Regions from separate parts of the Homo sapiens genome. Here all the other regions are linked to region 1. The links are chromatin contacts, found by Hi-C or POLR2A ChIA-PET in ENCODE. All regions are on one chromosome and are shown on one strand. Each heading gives the region's core, a stretch centred on a gene start or an enhancer-like site at or near the end of the contact. The rest is flanking DNA. Distances are from core to core; before and after follow the strand shown.

Region 1 (3,776 bases), core at 882-3,381:
CTAGTAGGATGCCGGAAGGACCATTCCTCCAGCCCTTGAAGAAAGGGGCTGGCTGCCAGACCATTCAGCTAAAGCCAGGAACAACAGCCTCTTGCCAGTGGCTGCTCTGTCTTGGAACCCTCCATTCATGCAGAACGGATGGTGTCCTGCCCTTTCTCCAACACCTTCCATGACTGCTCCGGGCCCAGCAGGATGTGGCTCCACATATTTTATTCAAATTCATGGTCTTTCACCCAACTAGGCCTTGGCTTATGCTAAGCTCCCTGCCTGGGACACCCTCCCCACTCCAGATTTTCTCACCCTTGTGAATTCCTGGCGCCTGACCCCCTATTAAGGTGCAGTTCTAACATCCCCTTTCCCAGGAAGCCCTTCCTCCAGGTAGAGCCCCTGCTCCTCCGGCCCCATCTCTCCCTTGGGGCTAGGAGTGTCTATGTCTACCTCTGTCTTGCCCAGATCAGGGGCTCCTCTGGGACAGGCCTGGAGCTGAGGCCTCTTGCTGTCCCCAGCATCATCCAGCAGAAGGCTGGACATGACAGTGTGACAGTAGAGCTTGCAGGAGGTGTCTAGTGAATCAGTGAACCAAATCTTCAGCTTGGTATCTGAGGCTTTGTTTGGCAAACTCCTGTTCATGCTTCAAAACCCACCTCACAGCCTGGGTGCGGTGGCTCACACCTGTAATCCCAGCACTTTGGGAGGCCAAGGCGGGCAGATCACGAGGTTAGGAGTTCGAGACCAGCCTGGCCAAGATAGCGAAACCCCATCTCTACTAAAAATACAAAAATTAGCCAGGCATAGTGGTGCGCACCTGTAGTCACAGCTACTCAGGAGGCTGAGGCAGGGGAATCACTTGAACCTGGGAGGCGGAGGTTGCAGTGAGCTGAGATCACACCACTGCACTCCAGCCTGGGCAACAAAGTGAGGCTCCGTCTCGAAACAAAACAAAACAGAAACAACAAAAAACACCCGACCTCGCATGCTCCCTCCTCCAAGAAGCCTTCCTTGACGTCCCAGCAGCATTTTCTGGGAAAGACAAACTTGGAGGCCAGGGCTCCTCTGTCCCAACAAGAACAAAAAGGGTTGATGAGGACTTCAGATACTCCCAACATCGTGGCCTTTTCCACAACTCTGCCTTTGGCCTCCGGGAGGCAGTGAAGTTCGGGGATTCCCAGGCTGCATTTAGTGGTTAGGGTAGAGTAGGTTAGAGTAGGTTAGGGTAGCCGTTAGGGTAGAGTAGGTTAGAGTAGGAAGAAAGACATTGTCATAGGAAGTCTCTCTGGCCGGGCGCGGTGGCTTACGCCTGTAATCCCAGCACTTTGGGAGGCTGAGGTGGGCGGATCACTTGAGCCCAGGAGTTCGAGACCAATCTGGGCAACATGGCGAAACCTCATCTCTACCAAAAAACAAACAAACAAACAAACAAACAAAATAGCCTGCCGTGGTGGCGCGCGCCTACTAGTTCCAACTATTCGGGAAGCTGGGTAGGAGGATTGCTGGAGCCTGGGAGGCAGAGGTCGCAGAGAGCCGCGATCCCACCATTGTACTCCAGCCTGGGTGACAGTGAGACCCCACTTCAAAAAAAAAAAAAAAAAAAGGCCGGGCGCGGTGGCTCAAGCCTGTAATCCCAGCACTTTGGAAGCCCCGGCGGCTGGATCACGAGGTCAGGAGATCAAGACCATTCTGGCTAACACGGTGAAACCCCGTCTCTACTAAATATACGAAAAATTAGCCGGGCGTGGTGGCGGGCGCCTGTATTCCCAGCTACTTGGGAGGCTGAGGCAGGAGAACGGCGTGAACCCAGGGGGCGGAGCTTGCAGTGAGCGGAGATCGTGCCACTGCACTCCAGCCTGGGCGACAGTGAGACTCCGCCTCAAAAAAAAAAAAAAAAAAAGGAAGTCTTTCGGATTCCAAAATCAGTCAAAATCAGTGCTCTACACCTTCGGGCGCCGAGGGACAGCGCCCCGTGCGCGCAGCCAGCCTTTTCCCTACAGCTTCAAGGGAACCAAGGTAAATTCAATCATCGAACCCGGGCCCTTTAAGAAGCGAGCATGAAGGGGCGGGGTCGAACCAAACCCCACCTCTGGAGCGTCCGCGGTCGGCGCCTGAATTACAACACGCATGCGCCAAGCCCACGCGGTTCCGGGTCCCAAGATTTGGCTCCAAGAGCTATTCGCAGAGAAACAGCCTCGCACAAAAAGCCACCGCCCCCGAAACCCGCGGGAAATCTGTTTCCTGTGAAAGGCCTGGCCTCCGGGCATTGGCGGTTTCCCTGATCCTCTCTCCCAAATTTTCCGGCAGGGGATTGATCGAGGCGACATTTAGGACTGGGGTGGGCGAGGGAGTGGCGGTTCTCGTCCCAAGTTACAGGTGAGGACGTTCAGGCCAAGGCGTAGCCAAGATCGCGCCGCCCTGTAGCTTGAGGAGGCGCCGGGATTCGAACCAAGGCTGTGCCCAATCCTAAGCCCTGCGAGGTCTTGTGGAACCGACATGACCCACTCTTTGGTTTGTCCAGAGACAGTGAGCAGGTAAGAGTCTGTGGGGACAGGCAGTGGCGAGGCCCTAAGCCTGGGGTCGAGCCCTCAGTGGACAGATCTGGGGGTCAGGCCCTCCGCGGAGCTGAGAGCTGGTCTCAGCCCCTCTCTTCGCCTTGATCCTGGTGCCTCCAGGGTGAGTTCAGTGCTGAATCGCAACACTCGGCAGTTTGGAAAAAAACATCTTTTCGACCAGGATGAGGAGACATGTTGGAACTCAGACCAGGTGAGGCGCCTCCCTCGACCCTCCATCTCTAGGGTGATTCAGATTCAGATCTCATGCCTTGAGAACGTCAGGGGGCCCTCATGGGTGGCCAGGAAAGGAACATGTGCCGAATTTCCTTCTTCCCCTCCATTCCAAGAACTATGTGAATGAGACAGGCATAGCAGGGCTCTGTGCCTGCAGTGAGCTTGCGCCTCAGTTTCCCTGTCTGCTTCCAGGGCCCCTCCCAGTGGGTGACGCTGGAGTTTCCCCAGCTCATCCGTGTCTCCCAGCTGCAGATCCAGTTTCAGGGTGGCTTCTCCAGTCGCCGGGGCTGCCTGGAAGGTACTAGAAGGCCCTGGGTGGCAGGGGTTCCAGGGGTCACCCCAGACACTCATTGCCTTTCTCTGCTGAAGGTTCACAGGGCACTCAGGCTCTCCACAAGATTGTAGATTTCTACCCTGAGGACAACAACTCGCTTCAGATATCCTGCCCCTGCTTCTGGGGTGGGTGGTCTGTGCCTCTGGAAGCTTTGGACTCACCCAAACCCGAATGGGAACCCTGATGTGTGATCTTGAACACGTGACCTCTAGGACTCCACTTTTTCTGTAAAATGGTGCTGATGACCACCTGTTCTGTGTGAGAGGCTTAGAGGGACCTGCAGCTTCCCCAGGTTGCCCACATCGGTGGAGTGTGAGCTGGGTCTGGAAGGGGTGGGGGCCTGCGGGTGGGAAACCAGAAATCACCAGTTTCCCTTGACTGCCCACGCTCACACTTTCCCCATACCAGCTGCTGAAGTGGACCGGCTGAAGGTGACGTTTGAGGATGCCACTGACTTTTTTGGCCGTGTGGTCATCTACCACCTGCGGGTGCTTGGGGAGAAGGTGTGAGACCTCTAGGGGCTGTCTCCTCCAGGAAGCCCTCCGGGAAGCACAGCAAAGTCCCTCATTCTGCACAGAAGGTTTATTGGTTCCTCTTGGGAAGGGTCCCCTCCCACCACCTGTCCAGAAGCTGCCTTTGAAGTCAGTTCTGGGTTTCCCCAGCTC
Region 2 (3,592 bases), core at 571-3,070, 290 kb before region 1:
CTCTCAAAGACCAGAGACTCTTCACCTGCCTGATCTACTCATGGACTGGTTTCTGGCTGGCTGCCTCCAGCCCCACGTGGATGCCAAGGTCATTCTGCCTGTTACCCTGCTGCCCACTCCGTAAGTCCCAGCTCAAAACTGCAACATGAGACAGTTCTCATGATTCCAGCCCCCACACCTTTTTCTTTCTAATGAATTTGCCACGGTCTGGGGAGCTCACTTCCACCTGTGAACTTGACCTAAGGCCTGTTCCTCCCCTTTTCACCGTCGGCCCACGGCATCTCACTACCAGTTGGGAAGCACCAGGGGACAATCGGGGAAGTACTTGCAGGCTTTCCTCTTTTGTTATTTTGTCAAAGTATGGTCACAAACGTCTAAGAGTGTGGCTGATGAGCTGCTGTTATTCATCAGAACTGGGAAACAGTGAATATCCATTCTGTGCTAACTGCAGGCCAGGCTCCGAGACAAGTGCTCAAGGCACCCCAAGTCATTTGACCCAGGCAGGAACACACTAGTCTGATTTTCCCTTTCCTGTGAACGATCCTCTAGGATGTATGTGTACAGCTGACACTACTGAAGGCGCAAGGCTGAACACCTGCTGTGGTGTCGCTGACCCAACGCAAGTCCCAAAGATGGCACTTTGTCCCCAACCAAGCAGCTCCATTTGCTGACGGCACAAGGCAAACTGTCCCTGATGATCTGGGTTCATTGTATTCTCTTTCTTCTTTTTTGAGATGGAGTCTTGCTCTGTCGCCCAGGCTGGAGTGCCGTAGTGCAATCTCGGCTCACTGCAACCTCCACCTCCCCGGTTCAGGTGATTCTCCTGCCTCAGCCTCCTGAGTAGCTGGATTACAGGCATGCACCATCATGCCGGGCTAATTTTTTTTTTGTATTTTTGTACAGACAGGGTTTCACCATGCTGGCCAGGGTGGTCTTGAACTCCTGACCTCAGATGATCCGCCCGCCTCGGCCTCATTGTACATTCATCGAAGTGAATCAAGTCCATTTTTTTTGTCAGCAGGAAAACCAGCCAAGGACAGACACGTCCTCTAGGTGGCACTGTGACCCAGAGAACAAACTCGGACAAAGTTAACTGGTTGCCGCAGCTCAAAGTTGTCCTGGCTCTTGCTGTGCCAGGGTCTAGTTGATAATTAGACCCCGGCAGGGTTGAGGAGAGTCGCTAGGATGAAGAACCTGACTCTGCTCTAGCAGCCCTCGGGACCTCTGAGGTCCCCTCCACACCCATGAGCTGCGTCCTCAGGGAAGGGTAGACACAGAGCACCAGAGGTTAAGGCTTCACCAATGCTACCCTGGACTCGCCAGATGCTGGACTCAGGAACCGCTTTACTTGCTCTCCTCTGGTCCCTCCTAATTCCACCCACCACAGCTACGTGGTGGCTGTACCTGAACGCTGGTCCTAGCCCTGATGAAGCAGCTTCTCACCAGAGACCTGGGCGTGGACAGAAAGGTACGATTTCGAAGTATACAATCCCCCAGGCAAGGGGTTATCAGCCCACATTCTGAAGCCCAGAACCGGGTAGTTTGTTTCTAAAGTAACCCAGGACACCTCACTCAGGTCTTAGCAAACCGCCAGCATGTCTCTCCTTGCTGCCGGCCCCATGCCGCCCAAGATCGACTTTCAAGGTGACCTCAGGGCTCTAATTCCAGGTTCCCTGGACGTGTACACACACTGAGCACCTCAGAGGCAGGCAGTCCCAAGGCTTCAGCACAGAGGTGCAGCAGCTGGCCTCCACCCAGGTGGCCTCCAAAGTGAACAGGGGAGCAGGGGGCCAAGGCAGCATCTTGTATAGAGTTACAGACACAATTCCTGGGCTAGCATGAGCTGAAATGAAATGACAGCCAAGCTCTAAGGGACTTAACCCTTCTTATCATCTTATTGAGGGCGTGTGCTTCTTCCAGAGGTGAGATGTCTAATAAAATTCAAACCTGCCTGAAGGAAGAGGGTAGGCGAGGGGTCCAGACCACCTAGCAGCTGAAGCTGCCTGAGAGGGCTGCTCTGCCCACAGCGCTCCCTGGCCCCATCTTGGCCTGCGACTAATCAATAACTCATCCAAGAGATGATGTCACCACCCATCAATGATCACTCAGCATCCCAGCAGCCAGCAGGGAGTGAACTTCCTGTATGCTAATCAGGCCACCAAAAAGTCATGTGACAAAGGCATTTCCCTCCTTGGTCACATGACCCTTTAACTGTGCCTTCCAACGTGAAAACCATGGCAACGGCCAGTTCCAACCGGTTTGTGACACGCAGCCTTCATTTTGAGAAGGGAGGTAAAGGTTCAGGTACTGTCAGAAAATGGAGGCGCCAGGCTCACCCCAGGGCTGTGGAGCTGCAGGCACTTCCTGTGTGGCGCCAGCCCACAGGGGACTGTTGCTGCACCACAGGCTCCAGTCACCTCTACATACACCGCACACAGCAGGGTCACTGGCCCCTCTAAGTTTCTAAAATGAAAAACTTTGTTAAGCTCACTTTTTAAAGGAGAGAGGCTTTAAGAGTCTCAGTACTTTCTAAAAGAGATCTTTAATTCAGGAAAAAGAGCATGTGGCTCAAAATGATTGCAGGCATTATTTCAGGGAAATATTTAATTATAAAAACTGTCTAAAGTAAACAAAACCAGTGGAAATCTAGCCCAACATGCTGAGAGGGATGGCATCGTGGCCCAGGGACAGCGTCTGCCATTCACTCCACAGCAGCCGTCCCGGGCACCAAGTTTATTTGGAAGTGATGTGATAGTTCAGGACAAATCCCATAAGCCCGTCCTGCCCATCTTGAGAAGCCTTAATGTAAAACGTAGTGATCAAGAGATTTTATGTGACCTACAAAAATCCCTGGAAGCAGGCCAGGCTGTTATCAGCGTAAATGGTCTCACCCGCTCGCTGACACGCACCACCCCCACTCCCTGACCCGCTGGCACTGGCCCTGACCTCACAAGCACAGAAATTCTGTTACCTGCCAGGAACTTCCATAGAATTTCCTGGAGGAGAGGCCGGGATTATAAACTTAAATTGAGACACGATCCCACTTCCACAGCAAAAGGTTATGGCTTTCAGCTGCTCAGCAACCAGCGGCCAGTACGTGGTTAATATTTAGTGTCCCCTCAGCCAGTGCCGGGAAGGAGCTGTCCTTGGAGGCTGGGACCTTTGTGGTTCTCTGAACAGGCCTGCCTGGTATGCAGGAAAGACATACCCCTCTCCCTCATTCATTCATTCATTCATTCCTTACATCTGCTGAGAGCTCATTTAAAAAGCAGGTGCTATAGCAGGCAGTGGGGAGGAACCCCTGGATAAAAGGAATTTCTGTCCTTAGGGTTCAGTCTACCAGGATGGACAGACACAACAGGGGAGCGGCAGGTGGGGGCAAGGCTGTAGGTGGGCTTGGGGCTGGCCCCGTGAATGTCTGACCACCGCTGTCACCGCCATAGCAGCAGGGCAGCTTCTCCGGAACTTGTATAAATGAAGCGTGTCCTCCTTGCCCCAGACCTGCTTGATCAAAGTCTGTATTTCAGCAAGATCCCCCAAGTCTTGCACACACTAGGGAAGTTAGGGATGACCATGACCTGTAGCTCGTGAG
Region 3 (3,608 bases), core at 164-2,663, 440 kb before region 1:
CACTTGAACATGGACTTGTCCCTGCCCAGAGAATTCAGTGCATATTTTCTAGTTTAACAAGCACCCCCATATTTCTGAGGTCTCTTTCACATTTTAACAACTCAGGTGCTGAGAGAAGCCTTAGGATGTGTGATATTTTTTTCTTTCCCATAATACATAACAGCATGCCTTTCTCTCGGGTGGTGTCTGAGACTTGAGGAATATGATCTGCATCATTACAAGTATTGACTCTGTCCGGTGGCTCAAGCCTGTAATCCCAGCACTTTGGGAGGCCAAGGCGGGCCCATCACAAGGTCAGGAGATCGAGACCATCCTGGCTAACACAGTGAAACCCCATCTCTACTAAAAATACAAAAAATTAGCCAGGCATGGTGGCGAGTGCCTGTAGTCCCAGTTACTCGGGAGGCTGAGGCAGGAGAATGGCGTGAACCCAGGAGGTGGAGCTTGCAGTGAGCCGAGATAACGCCACTGCACTCCAGCCTGGGCAACAGAGCGAGACTCCAACTCAAAAGAAAAACAAACAAGTACTGACTCTGTCATGCTCTTTGGGGGCCTGCGCTGCTCTACCATCTCATGTCACAGTCAGGGAGCTCTGGCTGAGCATCAGCCAGGATGTGACCTGGAAACCTGGCTTGGCTCTTAGGTTGATAGTGTTATTCCTTTCAATGGACTCACTCATCACAACTCAAGAACTGCAGAGTAGGCAGCACGGAGCCAGTCAGAGAATCCTTGCCTCCTTAACAGCCAAAGCCTTTGGACACAAAGTTATAAACATACTTTAAAGTCTATTTCCAGCCCCAAAATTCCACTGTGCTGGGGGTGGGAGCATTTTTATAACAGGCGGCTTGTGGCAACCCCAGAGCTGGTGCTTTTGGACAAACCTCCACTCCCTACCTAAAAGGGCTGCTCCCTGGTGTGCTGTAATTGGGGCCTTGAGCCTGATCCAGCTTTGAGGGTCACGGAAGGGGCGTCCCCCAGGCCAGGGGTTCTCCAGCCCGAGTATTAGAATTTTGGTTGGAATCGGACAGAATATCAGGCCTCCACCAGGGGGCGCCATGGCTCCAGCGAGGCCCAGGTGGTTTCAGGGCTCCGAGAGACAACCTGGGCAAGGGGATCACCAGGGTCGCGGGTTGTGGGAGCTCCTGGGAGAGGCCCCCCGGGACAGGTGGACTCTGCAACCATTCAGGGAGGAGGGGGCTGGGGCTCCGTGGGATTTGGGGTAGCACAAAGATCTGAGAGGGAACCTATGGCCCAGATGAAGTCTTAGGATGCCCAGGTCAGGGGCACTGCAGCCTCGAGTGGTCGCTCAGGGGGCCCTGGCCCGACCCAGTTTCAAGCGGCTCAGGTAGAGAAGGGCACTATCAAGGCTTCCGGGCTACGGGGGCGTGGTCTGATGCGGGGGCGTGGCCTCCGCTGGGCAGGGCGACGCGGAACCGAGGCGGCGGCGGCGGCTGCGGCGGCAGGAAATCGGGGCTCGGCCCCGCCGGCGCGCGACCCCATCCCCATCCCGGTCCCTGCAGAGCGATCCCCGGGCCCAGATATGGACGCAGCAGAGCCGGGTAGGGGGTCGGGGATCCGGGAGGGGCCTCCCCCGACCATCCCCTGCTTCCTACATTGAGGGCACACACTTGTCCCGCTCCGTCCTGAGAGCCAGGAGAGGAGTTCCTGAATGGGAAGGACCCAGGGATCCTCCATTGTGGGGAGCCCTGTGCCCGGATGGGTTCAGGACCCCAGCCCTTCACTCCCCCTCCCCCTTTTGATCCCTCACCCCAGACGCCTGGGGGAGGGGGCCCAGGAAGGGGAAGTGACTGCTTCTGCTTCTGATTTTTGTGATGGGGGCAGGGTGCCACGACTGCTGAGGGAGAGGGCAACGCGGTAGGATCCCCACAGGGCCCCTCTGTAGCCCTGGGGAGTCGGCAGTGCTGGTCTAGGCCCCTTAGGAGAGGGGGCAGGGGGGCAGCAGTAGAAATGTGGCGGGGTCCGACTTGGTGTTTCCGGCCGTCTTTGTGTCTGTGTTGTGTATGTGGAGTGTCATTCGGTCTTTATGTCCCTCACGGCTTCAGTCTCTCCATGTGTGTTTCTGCCCCAGGCTCTGCCTGGCTGTCCCTTGTGTATTTCCATCTGTCTAGCCCGTGGTTCCATTGTCAGACCGGCTTTCTTCTCGGGACAGCCTGGTTGCATCTGGGGCATCTGTTTTGTTGGTTTGCTTCTGGGTGCAGGCAGACCCAGGGAGTGGGTGTCTCTGTTCCCCGAGCAGCTGTCTCTGGTCTCTGGTGGTGTGTGAGTCCATCTGCCTGCCTCGAGTTGGCCCCAACCAAGCCCCCCCCAGCCCTCTCTTTCTCTCTCTCACTCTTCCCTTTCTCTTCCACCCCCTCCAAATGAGACTGGTTGAGGTGCCGTGGGTGGAGGGAGGCAGTGGTTAGCCCATGTATTACACTCCCCTCCCCTAGGACTCCCCCCAGGTCCTGAGGGCAGGAAGAGGTACAGTGACATCTTCCGGAGCCTGGACAACCTCGAAATCTCACTGGGGAACGTGTGAGTCTGAGCCTGGATCACCCCCAAATCCTGCCAAGATGCCCCAAGCCCCTAACCATTTAGGTGCCTTGCAGTCCCATTTGGAACCTGTAACATCTGGACCTACATACCTAATAACCAGAGAAGTCTAGGATGGGACCCTCCAAAATGCCTCGGTATCCTAAAAGTGTCCCCCTAAATAGACTGGAAATCCCCAAAGTGGTCCTAGAACCCCTACATATCCTTGTAACCCCTTAAAATATTTGCGATCCCTATAATCCCACTCTATGAACCTCAAAGTTATCTGGGGCCCTTCAGATGCTTTTTCAAGTCCTATTTAAAAAAAACTCACCTGATTCCCCCAAAACACCATTCTTCAGACCTCCCAGACACAAGAGATGCCACAGAGGTGATGTTTGCCACAAACAACCCTAAGGTCCCCAGCACCCCTTGGCAGGACAGACTGGGTGTAAGGTGGCATCCTGACACACCTTTATCCCCCAGGACCCTTGAGATGCTGGCTGGAGACCCTCTACTCTCAGAAGACCCAGAACCTGACAAGACCCCTACAGCCACTGTTGTGAGTGGGGAGTAGGGGAACAGGGAGGAAGACCTCAAGCAGAGGGGGCCTTAGGAAGGCCAGGCCCCTGCCCTGTTTGCTTCTGAATACTGTCTCCCTCCCGCACAGACCAACGAAGCCAGCTGTTGGAGCGGCCCCTCCCCAGAGGGTCCTGTACCCCTCACAGGTAGGGGGGTCTGGAGGCCAGGACAGTGGGGACAGACAGGAGTCTTTCCTTCAACAAATCACCACTGATCCCCTGTTCCATGCAAGGCATCGTTTAGGTTTTGGGAATATGGCAGTACACACAACAGATCTCAGTCCCAGCCCTCAGGGAGACCCCAGGCAGGGTGGAGGCTGAGGTAGGAGGATCACTTGAAGCCAGGAATTCGTGACCATGCTGGGCAACAGTAAGACACCATCCCTACCAAAAGAAAAAATATTTTTTTAATTAGCTGGGTGTGGTGGTGTGTGCCTGTAGTCCCAGCTACTTTGGAAGCTGAGGCTGGAGGACTGATTAAGCCCAGGACTTTGA

What was found. Hi-C counts contacts between places; a loop is a spot of excess contacts on that map. ChIA-PET counts read pairs that join two places held with the same protein, here RNA polymerase II (POLR2A). Pooled maps may share reads with other maps.
Region 2: a loop to region 1 is called in a map of naive thymus-derived CD4-positive, alpha-beta T cell, with 11 times the contacts of the local background. The contact joins the enhancer-like site here to the promoter of NR2C2AP in region 1. A Hi-C loop is called at or near these places in 11 of 168 maps with a recorded cell type or tissue (CD4-positive, alpha-beta memory T cell, OCI-LY7, ascending aorta and 7 more), 16 of 37 single-sample maps with no recorded cell type and 35 of 50 pooled maps. POLR2A ChIA-PET finds 5 or more read pairs at or near these places in 15 of 52 experiments (AG04449, CD4-positive, alpha-beta T cell, CD4-positive, alpha-beta memory T cell and 11 more).
Region 3: a loop to region 1 is called in a pooled map, with 4 times the contacts of the local background. The contact joins the promoter of GMIP here to the promoter of NR2C2AP in region 1. A Hi-C loop is called at or near these places in 1 of 168 maps with a recorded cell type or tissue (mammary epithelial cell), 1 of 37 single-sample maps with no recorded cell type and 8 of 50 pooled maps. POLR2A ChIA-PET finds 5 or more read pairs at or near these places in 1 of 52 experiments (endothelial cell of umbilical vein).

The regions. Positions count from the first base shown.
Region 1 is chr19:19,201,769-19,205,544 of GRCh38, reverse strand. It overlaps NR2C2AP (nuclear receptor 2C2 associated protein), which reads left to right and starts at 2,131. Exons shown (of 5, transcript NM_176880.6): 1 at 2,131-2,522; 2 at 2,664-2,754; 3 at 2,970-3,075; 4 at 3,147-3,214; 5 at 3,504-3,776. The coding sequence starts at 2,485. The coding sequence ends at 3,620. It overlaps RFXANK (regulatory factor X associated ankyrin containing protein), which reads right to left. Exons shown (of 10, transcript NM_003721.4): 10 at 3,679-3,776. RefSeq lists an enhancer at 1,931-2,225 and a silencer at 2,889-3,155.
Region 2 is chr19:19,488,024-19,491,615 of GRCh38, reverse strand. The region is part of intron 2 of GATAD2A (GATA zinc finger domain containing 2A); the gene reads right to left. Among named protein-coding and RNA genes, the nearest start is that of TSSK6, 26 kb to the left of the region's middle. RefSeq lists enhancers at 922-1,216, 1,066-1,315, 2,074-2,353, 1,873-2,656, 1,591-2,790 and 2 more. Within about 2 kb of position 1,820, at least 40 of the 41 ENCODE cell types and tissues checked have a DNase peak (open chromatin) inside an H3K27ac peak, as active enhancers do; they include CD4-positive, alpha-beta T cell, OCI-LY7, PC-9 and 6 more, where a contact is called at or near this core.
Region 3 is chr19:19,641,462-19,645,069 of GRCh38, reverse strand. It overlaps GMIP (GEM interacting protein), which reads left to right and starts at 1,413. Exons shown (of 21, transcript NM_016573.4): 1 at 1,413-1,559; 2 at 2,451-2,535; 3 at 3,019-3,094; 4 at 3,203-3,260. The coding sequence starts at 1,541. RefSeq lists a silencer at 1,320-1,569 and enhancers at 2,200-2,359, 1,581-2,536.